Regions from separate parts of the Homo sapiens genome. Here region 1 is linked to region 2. Evidence: chromatin contacts called from ENCODE Hi-C or POLR2A ChIA-PET data. All regions are on one chromosome and are shown on one strand. The core of a region is the stretch at or near the end of the contact, and the rest is flanking DNA. Distances in the headings are between cores, read along the strand shown.

The links. Hi-C counts contacts between places; a loop is a spot of excess contacts on that map. ChIA-PET counts read pairs that join two places held with the same protein, here RNA polymerase II (POLR2A). Pooled maps may share reads with other maps.
Region 1: a map of PC-9 shows a loop between it and region 2 (3-fold over the local background). The contact joins two enhancer-like sites. A Hi-C loop is called at or near these places in 2 of 168 maps with a recorded cell type or tissue (PC-9 and heart left ventricle) and 7 of 50 pooled maps. POLR2A ChIA-PET finds 5 or more read pairs at or near these places in 3 of 52 experiments (Caco-2, PC-9 and activated B cell).

Annotation. Positions count from the first base shown.
Region 1 is chr7:151,548,905-151,554,381 of GRCh38, forward strand. No RefSeq gene overlaps it. Among named protein-coding and RNA genes, the nearest start is that of RHEB, 32 kb to the left of the region's middle. Within about 2 kb of position 3,772, at least 7 of the 41 ENCODE cell types and tissues checked have a DNase peak (open chromatin) inside an H3K27ac peak, as active enhancers do.
Region 2 is chr7:151,363,359-151,368,861 of GRCh38, forward strand. It overlaps NUB1 (negative regulator of ubiquitin like proteins 1), which reads left to right. Exons shown (of 15, transcript NM_001243351.2): 9 at 3,581-3,767; 10 at 4,503-4,610; 11 at 5,377-5,503. Among named protein-coding and RNA genes, the nearest start is that of NUB1, 24 kb to the left of the region's middle. Within about 2 kb of position 2,978, at least 3 of the 41 ENCODE cell types and tissues checked have a DNase peak (open chromatin) inside an H3K27ac peak, as active enhancers do.

The sequences.
Region 1 (5,477 bases), core at 2,522-5,021, 190 kb after region 2:
GGGTGCCCTTTGTGCTTCCTAGGTCTAGTTTCTCTGTTATTAACATTGAGGCTTTGATCTCACCTAATGGTGAAAACGGGTAAAAGTGTCAAAACTTGTATTGCAGAAAAAAAAAATCAGTAAAATAGGGTGCAAAGAGAGGCATTTGTATTAACTTCCTGGGGCTGCCATAGCAAAGTATCCCAAACTGGCTGGCTTAAAACAAGGGACGCAGATTCTCTCACAGTTTTGGAGGCCAGAAGGCTGAAATCAAAGCGCTGCAGGGCCACGCTCCCTCTGAAGGCTCTGGGGAGAATCTGTTCCACGCTTCCTTAGCTTTCGGGGTTATGCCAGTCCTTGGTATTTCTTAGTTTGTGCATGTGTCACTCCCACCTCTGCCTCCAGTGTCACATGCTCTTCTCTTTGTGGATCTGCTGTGGTTGAATGTGTCCCCTGAAGTTCATGAGTTGGAAGCCTAATCCCCAGTGTGACAGCATTGTGAGGTAGGACATTTAAGAAGAATGTAACGGATTAATGTCCTTATGCTGAGAGTGGGTTTCTTATAAAAGCAAGTTTGGGGTAGGTGCGGTGGCTCAGGCCTATAATCCTAGCACTTTGGGGGGCTGAGGCGGGTGAATCACCTGAGGTCGTGAGTTCAAGACCAGCCTGGCCAACATGGCAAAACGCTGTCTCTACTAAAGATACAAAAAAATTAGCTGGGGGTGGTGGTGGGCGCCTGTAATCCCAGCTACCCAGGAGGCTAAGGCAGGAGAATTTCTTGAACCTGGAAGGCGGAGGTTGCAGTGAGCCAAGATCACGCCACTGTACTCCAGCCTGGGTGACAGAGTCAGACTCCATCTCAAACAAACAAACAAACAAACAAAAAAAGAAGTGTGGGCTCCTGGGCTCCCTCTTGCCTTGTGATGCCATCGGCCATGCTATGACTCAGCAAGAAGGCCCTCACCAGATATGGCCCCTTGATTTTGGACTTCCCAGCCTCTAGAACCGTGAGCCAAATAAACTTCTTGTTTATAAATGATGCGCTCTGTGGTTTTCTGTTATAGCAGCACAGAATGGACTAAAACAGCATCTATGTCCAAACTGCCCTCTTAAGGACACTGGTCATAGTGGGTTAAAGCCCACCCTAACGGCTTCATCTTAACTTGAATATATTTGCAAAGACACAATTTCCAATAAGGCCACATGCATAAGTAACCAGGGGTGACAATGACATTATATGTTTTGGGGGGACACAGTTTAGCTCACAGCAGCCATTTGGAACTGGGATTAAGAGCATAGGCTATGGCCAGGTGCAGTAGCTCACACCTGCAGTCCCAGCACTTTGGGAGGCCAAGGTGGGAGAACTGCTTGAGCCCAGGAATTTGAGACCAGCTTGGGCAACATAGGGAGACCACATTTCTACAAAGAAGAAAAAAAACCCACATTAAATTAGCTGGGCATGGTGGCACATGCCTGTAGTCCCAGCTCCTCAGGAGGCTGAGCTGGGAGGATCACTTAAGCCCAGGAGGTCAAGTCTGCAGTGAGCTGTGATTCCACCACTGCACCCGAGCCTGGGTGACAGCGAGATCTTCTTTCAAAAAAAAAAAAAACAACAAAAAACCAAAACACACACACACACACAAAACACACAAAACCACACACACACACACACACACACACACACACACACACACAACCAAAAAACGAGCATAGGATTTGGTATTAGACTGTTTCGAAGGCCTCAAATTTGGTGTGGTATGAACTTGGCCAAATTAGTTAACATTTCTGGGATAATAAAGACTACCTCATGATAACGTGTGAAGATTAAAAAAGATCATGTGTCCAAAGCACTTGGCTGAGTGCCTGGCAGGAAGAAGCACTTGGTGGTTGGTAGGTCTCCTCCCCTTATTTTTCTTTGCATTACTGTTATTTGCAGTAGTAGTAATGATTAATAGTCTGTGGTCTAAGCAGGCCTCATCATGAGGGTGAGATTTCAGCAGGACTTGAAGGAGGCAGGGGAGCTGGCCCAGCTGGTATCTGGAGAAAATATTCCAGGGAGAGGAAACAGCTGTAACAAAGCTTCCAGATCCTTCTTACATTGCTCTGCTTTAAGATTTTTTTCTTTTTCCTTTCTTCCCCCACACTAGAACGCAAGCTCCTGAGCACGGGAGTTTACTGCCTCCTAGATGAGTCCTAAGCCCCCAGAACAGTGCCTGGTGTGGAGCAGGGCACTCTGTGCACAGTGTAACAGTTGTTATATAAATCAGTATTGAAGCCCAGAGGGACTGGGGAGGAAACATCTCTTTTGTGAAGTTCTAAAAAGTCATGAGATGATGTGGACCATGAGCCTCATGAGAGCCCCCTCATTGCAGGCCAGGTGGCTGGTGCCTGTATTTGAAAGACTCCTCTGAACCAGGGGTACCACCTTCTCCTCTTTCCACTGGACACTTCTGATTAGGACTTATCCCAGGGGCTGGTCCTAAAGCAGTACTTAATTAAATTAAATCAAATTATGTATTTATTTATTTAGAGACGGAATCTTGCTCTGTTGCCCAGGCTGGAGTGCAGTGGCAAGATCTCGACTCACTGCAACCTCTGCCTCCCAGGTTCAAATGATTCTCCTGCATCAGCCTCAGCCTCCCTAGTAGCTCGGATTACAGGTGTGTGCCACCATGCCCAGCTAATTTTTGTATTTTTAGTAGAGACAGTGTTTCACCATGTTGGCCAGGCTGGTCCCAAACTCCTGACCTCAAATGTTCGCCTGCCTCGGCCTCCCAAAGTGTTGGGATTACAGGCGTTAGCCACCACGCCCAGCCTTTTTTTTTTTTTTTTTTTTAAAGACAGGATCTTGCTCTGTCACCCAGACTGGAGTGCCGTGGCGCCATCTCGGCTCACTGCAGCACTGATCTTCTTGGGCTCAACTGATCCTCCCACCTCCGACTCCGGCGTGGCTGGGACCACAGGCACATATCACTACGCCAGTTAATTTTTTATTTTTGTAGAGATGGGTCTCACTGTGTTGTCTAGGCTGGTCTTGAACTCCTGGCTTGAAATGATCCTCCTCCCTTGGTCTCCCAAAGTGCTGGGATTAGAGGTATGAGTCACAGCATCTGGCCCCTAAAACAGTAAAAATCAGGGAATCGTGGGTCTGGATTTCAAGAGGCTCAGGAATGAGCTCATCAAATCTCTCCCTCAGTGGAGGTGAGGGGCAGTCTTTTGTACTTCTGGCTCCTGGAGCCAGCCTTGTTTTTCTTTCTGAGCAGGCACTGGGACACTTTCCTCCGTTCTCCTAAAAGGCAAGAGGAGCTCTCTCCACACATGGCTAAGTCGTATTCTTTGTGCGCGGTTGGTCTGCGCACTTGGCCACCTCTGGATTTGTCTGTAACACTGCAGATTATGTGGCATCTCTCTAACTTAATAGTCAACTGGCAATCTAGAGGGAAAAACTTTGTGGGATGGGGACGCTGCACCAGCGCCACGATCCACATAGACGTGCTGGCTTTCACCAGCCACTGTCCAGACTCTGAACAGACATCAGTTGAGCACCTGCCACATGCCGGATCCTTGCCAGAGCTCAGAGCATCGAGATGAACAGGTCACCCTCCTCAAAGGACTCAGGGGACCACTGTGTCAACAACAACTGCTACTAACATTTACATGGTCCTTTAGAGCCTGCAAAGTGCTGTTGCCTATAAACAACTTGCCAGGTGAGAAAAACCAGTCTAAACAAGGTAAGGGATTGCACAACAGCTTCCTGGCAGTGACAGCAGTGCCGGGCAGCAAACCCTCCTCTGACTGCAGATGCCAGCCGCTTTCAACCACTGCTCTCCGCTGGCCAGGAGGGAGTGAGGGTAGGGTAGGGACGGTGACTTACAACAAATACAGCTGTGTGTGTGGCGGGTCTTGTGCAGCACAGAGGGAGGGGGCATCTGTTTGCTGGGGAGGGAGAGTCACAGCAGAAGTCATATTTGATTCAGATCTTGAGAGATGAGCAGAATTGCTCTAGATGGAGAATCTGGAGATATGGTGCAGGCAGGCAGGTGTGGAAGCTGGGGACCCTTCTGGAGTGCAGGGAAGTGCATCAGTGTGGGCAGAGGCCAGTGAGGGCCTCCATCTCCCAGCTCAGGAGATAAGGCTGGATTCTCTAGGCAGCGAGGGTTTCCCAGCACTGAAGTGATTCGATTTTTGGTTTAAAAATGCAGCCAGGCATAGTGGCCATAATTCGGAAGGGACACCTCTTAGGGCTTACAACTCGAATGCATTCAAAGCTGTTGGAAATGCTGCCCTCTTAGGAGATCTTTTCAAAGGGGTGGGGAGGAGGATTTAAAAATGCACAGAAAACGAGGTGGTTTCCAGCTTTTCTGCTTTGTGTGTGCAGGAGCAGAGGTGAAGGAGGCTGTGTTGGAAACAGGAGTGAGGTGCCCAGGGGCAGGGCTGTAGACAGAGGTGAGGGCTCCTCGACTGCCACCCTCTCCCCTTGCCTGGCGGGTAAGTGAGGCCACTGTGGGAGCTTTGCTCCTCCTTCCTGGGCCTTCGCGCCTGAGCCCCGCAGACTCCATCGCACGCTCCGTGTCTCCTCTGCTCTCTGCAGCTCAGGCAAGTCGGCCACAAGTGCAGGGCCCGGCTCCGGCCACTTCTTCCCCATTGGCCCAAAGGGCACAGGTGAGGACGGGGACAGCAGGAAAGGAAGGAAGCTGATCTGAGAGCAGCGTCAGCCCGGCTGAGAGCCCACTGCTGTGTGCCAGGGGCAGCTCCCATCCAAAGCCTTTCGCCCTCCAATGCCTGTGAGGCCCAGGAGGTGGCTTGAATGAGTGAGCTAGGGGGCCTGGGTGCAGGCAGAGGAGCAGGGCCTGGCCCATCGCAGTCCCCTCTCCCCACCCCAAGCTGTGACAACCGAAGATGTTTCCACATTGCCAAATGCCCCCCTGGGGAACAGAATCTCCCCTGGCCGCGAAGACCGTCCGCTTCCCTGAGTTTAGAAGACTAAACCTTCCTAAGAAATGTTCTAAGAAATTCTATCAGTTCAATACATTTACATCATAAACTCTTCTTAGAGATTAGAATGCGAAACAGAACCAACATCCTTGATTTGTGACATGCACCTGCCCTTATCCACCACCCAGGTGACATTCAGGACAATCCTCTCAAGTGCCCTCAGCTCCGCCTCAAGGCGGGGGTGGGACAGCACAGGCAGCCAGCGCCCACGGGGTCCCTCTGAGCCTCACCATGACGAGGTCAGGGCAGACACCTGGGGGTCACCCAGCAAGGGTTTCTCTATCTAGAACCACTTAAGACTTATTCCCTTCAAATCTCTCCTTCAATACATATTTACCAATGTGTGGCCTTTAACTAGACTTGGCCTCATTCAGGGCCACTTTCCCTTATTCCTACAAAGGCACTGAGCAGGAGCAGCACGCTCACCACAGCCACGCCTTCACCATTTGCTAGGAACAAATGCCAACCCTTCGCTGGAAGAGGGTACCAGGCCTTTGTTAGTT
Region 2 (5,503 bases), core at 1,728-4,227:
GTGGGATGAACTGCAGAATAGACACTATAGAAGAGAAGATTAGTTAAATGTTACATAAGGCAATAGAAACTATCTGAAAAAACAGAGAAAAGGCTAAAAAAAAAAAAAAATGAACAGAGCATCTGCAAGCTGTGGCACAATTTCAGGCGGCCTAAAATGCATGTAATTGGAGTCCCTGGAAAGGCAGACATGTGGGACAGAAACAATACTTGAAGAAAAAAATGGCCATTAATTTTTCCCAGTTTGATGAAAACTATAAACCCCCAGATGCAATGACTTTAATGACCCCAAGTACAAGAAATATCAGAAAAAAACTACACTACAGCACACTATAATCCAATTCCCTAAAACCAGTAATAAAATTGAAAATGACTTTTTAGCTAACCTTTCTTGAAAAAAGTTAGGTAAGTTTGGCTTATTTTTTTATTTTATTTTTTCAGACGGAGTCTCACTCTGTCGCCCAGGCTGTAGTGCAGTGACGCAATCTTAGTTTACTGCAATCTCCGCCCACTGTAACCTCTGCCTCCTGGGTTCAAGCGATTCTCCTGCCTCAGCCTCTCAAGTAGCTGGGATTACAGGTGCCCACTACCACTCCCGACTAGTTTTTGTATTTTTAGTAGAGACGGGGTTTCACTATGTTGGCCAGGATGGTCTTGAACTCCTGACGTCAGGTGATCCGTCCGCCTCAGCCTCCCAAAGTGCTGGGATTACAGGTGTGAGCCACCGCGCCTGGCCTAAAATTTTTATGTTAAATAAATATTAATTTCAAGAAAGGTAAGCCTGGCCGGGCGCGGTGGCTCACGCCTGTAATCCCAACACTATGGGAGGCCGAGGCAGGCAGATCACGAGGTCAGGAGATCAGACCATCCTGGCTAACAGGGCGAAACCCCGTCTCTACTAAAAATACAAAAAATTAGCCGGGCATGGTGGCAGGCGCCTGTAGTCCCAGCTACTTGAGAGGCTGAGGCAGGAGAATGGCAGGAACCCGGGAGGCGAAGCTTGCAGTGAGCCGAGATTGCACCACTGCACTCCAGCCTGGAGGAGAGAGCGAGACTCCGTCTCAAAAACAAAAACAAAAAAAAACAAAAAAAAAAACAAAAAAACTGTAAGACAAACATAATAAATTTCTGTTAAATAACCGACTTAAGCTCAAATGGGATTTAATTTTTGTTGTTGTTGTTTTTGAGACGGAGTCTCGCTCTGTCGCCCACGCTGGAGTGCAATGGCACGATCTCGGCTCACTGCAACCTCCGCCTCCTGGGTTCAAGCAATTCTCCCACCTCAGCCTCCCGAGTAGCTGGGATTACAGGCACCCGCCATCATGCCCCGCTAATTTTTGTAGAAATGGGGTTTCACCATGTTGGCCAGGCTGGTCTTGACCCTCTGACCTCAGGTGATCTGCCCGCCTCGGCCTCCCAAAGTGCTGGGATTACAAGCGTGAGCCACTGTGCCTGGCCAGGATTTAATTTTTTGAAAGCTAGGCTCAGTAGATTTTATTTAAATAAATATTTTACGTTTATTTTAATATCGTCAGCATGAAAATGTAACAGTGTTGAATATTAATGCTACTAAAATTGTAAACCAAAGCAATGTTAATAAAAGTACACTCTAAATGAAATTTTTTATTTTTATAATTTTTTTTTTTTCTTTAGAGACAGAGTCTCTATGTTGTTCAGGCTGGTCTCAAACTCTTGGGTTCAAGTGATTTTCCTGCCTCGGCCTCCCAAAGTGCTGAGATTACAGGTGTGAGCCACCACACCCAGCCTTCTAAATGCAATTTATACCAGGCTTTAAGAAACCACTTTGCCCCAAGCAAATGATCAGGTTTAAATATAGTTTTATATATAATAATAAGTGTTGATTTCTCAAAACTAAAAGGATGACATGTACCCCTCTAATATGAGACCTCTGCTTTGGGTTTTTTGTGTGTTTGTTCATTTTGTTGGTTTTCTTCTCTCTCTTTTTTTTTTTTTTGGCTGCACAAATAAATACTCACTCCTGGGTCAAACTTGAGATAAGTGCATATTGATTTTATTTTTAACTGACATGAGGCCATTTCTGCCCACGCTCTTGATGCTTAGTAAAACATGAACGAGCCTGTTAAAGCAACATGCAGGAGATGGAGAAGTTCGGCCACATGCCCATTGCTTTCCTGCGAGTGGCAGGAGAGTCTTCTGTCACTGGGACCAGAATGTGCCTAGAGGCAGGAAATCTCAACACGACTGTGAGATCAGACCACAATCCACAAAGCGCTGCTGTTTCTCTCAAAGGCAGGTTCTCAGGCTGAGCCGTAGATTTGGAGAAAGCACCCCTCACCCAGCTCCACATCTGTGTGTCTGCGTGCACACGTGTGTAAAACATGGTGTATGTGTTCTCAAACATTCACGAAATTAGAAATGTTGAGAGAGATGAAAATAAATATAAAAATACTGCTGTGATACATTTTTCTTGCCGCACCCACAACTGGACTGTGTACATGGGCCCTCTTTAGGAGACTACTGTTTTAAAGAGTAAATGACAAAATTAAAGTCCTTTTTTTTTTATTCCATGCATATTTTGATAGGCAGGACAGGAAGCTTGAGGCCATGTGGATTTTGTAGTTTTATACAAGAGCATTCTTATTTTTAGTAGAACACCAATGAACATAAAGAGAGAAAACCTTGTTCATATACAATGTGTGGTTCCAAATGTTCTTATTGAAGACTTGAGACCTAGATTGGCATTAGGAATTTTTAATGTAATCATAACTTAAAATTAGTCACCTTGATGGCTGTCTTTGTCAGTGCTCCTCCTGGAGCACACTGACTTCTGTTGCTGTCTTTCTTCCCTTTGCTGCGCCTGGGTTCAGCCTGCTGCCACGAATACGGAGTCAAATTTTGCCTGCACACAGGCCCTCAGAAATCAGCTGGGCCGTTAGAGCCTGGTGCTTTCTGGATTGTTTTTCCCCCAGCTTGAATATGATTGAACATGAATGCCTTGTCAGAGCCGTCATCAGCTGAGGCATTCATAGTACGTAGGGATTTTTTTGGTGTCTTTAAAGAAGTGGTGTTCAGCCCTGGCTGTACACTAGAATCAGCTGGGGAGACTCTGGCAGTATAACCACCAGGCCCAACCCCCAGAAATTTCTGTTATGTTTGGTCTGGGTGGGATCAATGATTCTTAAAGAAAGAAAGAAAGAAAGAAAGAACGTTGCTCTGGCCCAGGTGATGCTGATTTGCAGTCAGGATTGGAAGTCACAGCTTTAAAGCATGGTCTTCCCCGTATTTGCTGAGGGCCTCTGAAACAGTGGCCCTGGGTTCTGCTTCCTATCAAGGGGCTGCATGTGTGTCCTGGGGCAAGTGGTGGTAAGCTTTGATTCCTAAGCCCTGATTTCTGATTTCTCTTTCTTTCCCCCATTAGAAGGATGAGATTATAAACACAGCTCCCTTCCTAAACATTAGGATCTCTCTTTTAGAGCAGTCAGCCTTTGAATATATACCAAGAACGGGGAAAGAATTCCAGTCATTCACAAAAAGGTTTCAAATGCTAAAAATGTTTCAAATGCTGCTTGGCAGTGATGTCACTGTCCTTCTCTTTCCAGTGAGTGTTGCAGAGAGCTGCTGGACACAGTGGATAACTACGCCGTCCTCCAGCTGGATATAGTGTGGTGTTACTTCCGCCTGGAACAGCTGGAATGCCTTGATGATGCAGAAAAAAAATTAAACTTGGCCCAGAAATGCTTTAAAAATTGTTACGGAGAAAATCATCAGAGACTGGTCCACATAAAAGTATGTTCCTGGAATTCATCTTATGTCTCGTTGAGTCCATTTCTAGCATTTGTGTTTATTCCTGTTAAAGTATTTGAACTACTGCCAGAAGGTAATTTCATTTTGATAGTAGTATGCAGTATAGTCTTTTTAAACTATATATTTATAAAGTGTTCAATGTTTTACAAATCTGGCTGTCTCTCTTACTTAGCGTGTGAGCATTTAGCCCAAAGGAACATGGTTTGCTAGTCATAGAACCCCATCAGTGATCACCCTGACCAGGAGAGAGCTGCTGACTTCTTTATATCGGTAGAGTCTAATTTGCAAGATGTAAATGCAGAAAATAGACATTTCAGCAGTAATGGTTTACGTGAATGAGTCACAGCTCAAGAGCTGTGGCTCGAGTAAGGATTTTTCTGATTTCCCCAAGTCATCAAAATCCTGCTGATGCAGACTCTCTGATACCTGGTTTGGATTTCTGCATACTTCTCTGCTGACCAGAAGGGCCACTGTGCTGCATGTCTGGAGGCTGGTGCCCTGACACTGACTCTCCTGTGTGGCATGAGGAATGTTATCATACCACAGGGGATGGGGAAGAGGGGGCTTCACTTTTGCCGTCAGTCATAGTGAAGCCATGGACATTTTAATACCTATCATGTTGCCCCTCTGGAGACCAAGGGAATGACAGAGATGAGTATTATAGACCTGTAATTAGAAATAAGGCAATTTTATCCTTTTTTTCTTCAATAATTTTAGGGAAATTGTGGGAAAGAGAAGGTACTGTTTCTAAGACTCTACTTACTTCAAGGGATCCGAAACTATCACAGTGGAAATGATGTAGAGGCTTATGAGTATCTTAACAAGGTAAGAAAAGTAAAGTTGTAACCAATTTTCACCTCCTTTTAAAAAACATTCCCAGAAGTTAAGGATTTTAACTTAGTAGTTTGTGACTTGTGAGAAACATGCCTGTGCTTTCTCCGTGCACAGGAGATGTTGAACCAGAAACATATTTGTATATGTTAGAGTACAGCCAGATGCTGTAATGAGACTTCAAAAAGACAGTGACTTTAATTGGATAGAAGTTTATGGCTCACTCATCTTGCCGTCTAGAGGTGAGCCAGGCCGGAGCAGTGAGCAGCCCGCCAGCCTCAGCGAGGCGTCCTAGGTTGCTCCTGTCAGTGCCTCTTCCAGCCAGCAGAGGGGGCAAGAGAGAGTCCAGAGCAGGCCACTGGAGAGATGACCCCGCAGCTGCACCCAGCGCTGTGGCTGCATGCCATTGACTTCGACTTCACTACCTGGCTACACCCAGCTGCAAGGGAGGGTGAGAAATGCCACGTGCACAGCTGAAATTCGGGGGCTTTTGTTGCAAAAACAAAGTGGTTACCAGTCACTTCTGCAACACCCAGCCTCTTACCTCGTGTTGTGCTGTGGCTAAGTTATGTGAGTAGAGGTAGTGTTGGTCTGTTTCCATTTGTACTTGTTAATAACAGGCCTAGTTTAGAGATTTTATCCAAAATCTGATGCCTTTTAATTCACATTGGATACAATCTAATTTCTTTTAGGCTTTCACTTTGTATTAAGCTTTAAGTATTGCCGTGGTTACATGATTCTTACATTTCCCTGTCTCTAGGCACGTCAGCTCTTTAAAGAGCTATATATTGATCCATCAAAAGTGGACAATTTGTTGCAGTTGGGGTTTACTGCCCAGGAAGCCCGGCTTGGCCTGAGGGCGTGTGATGGGAACGTGGATCATGCGG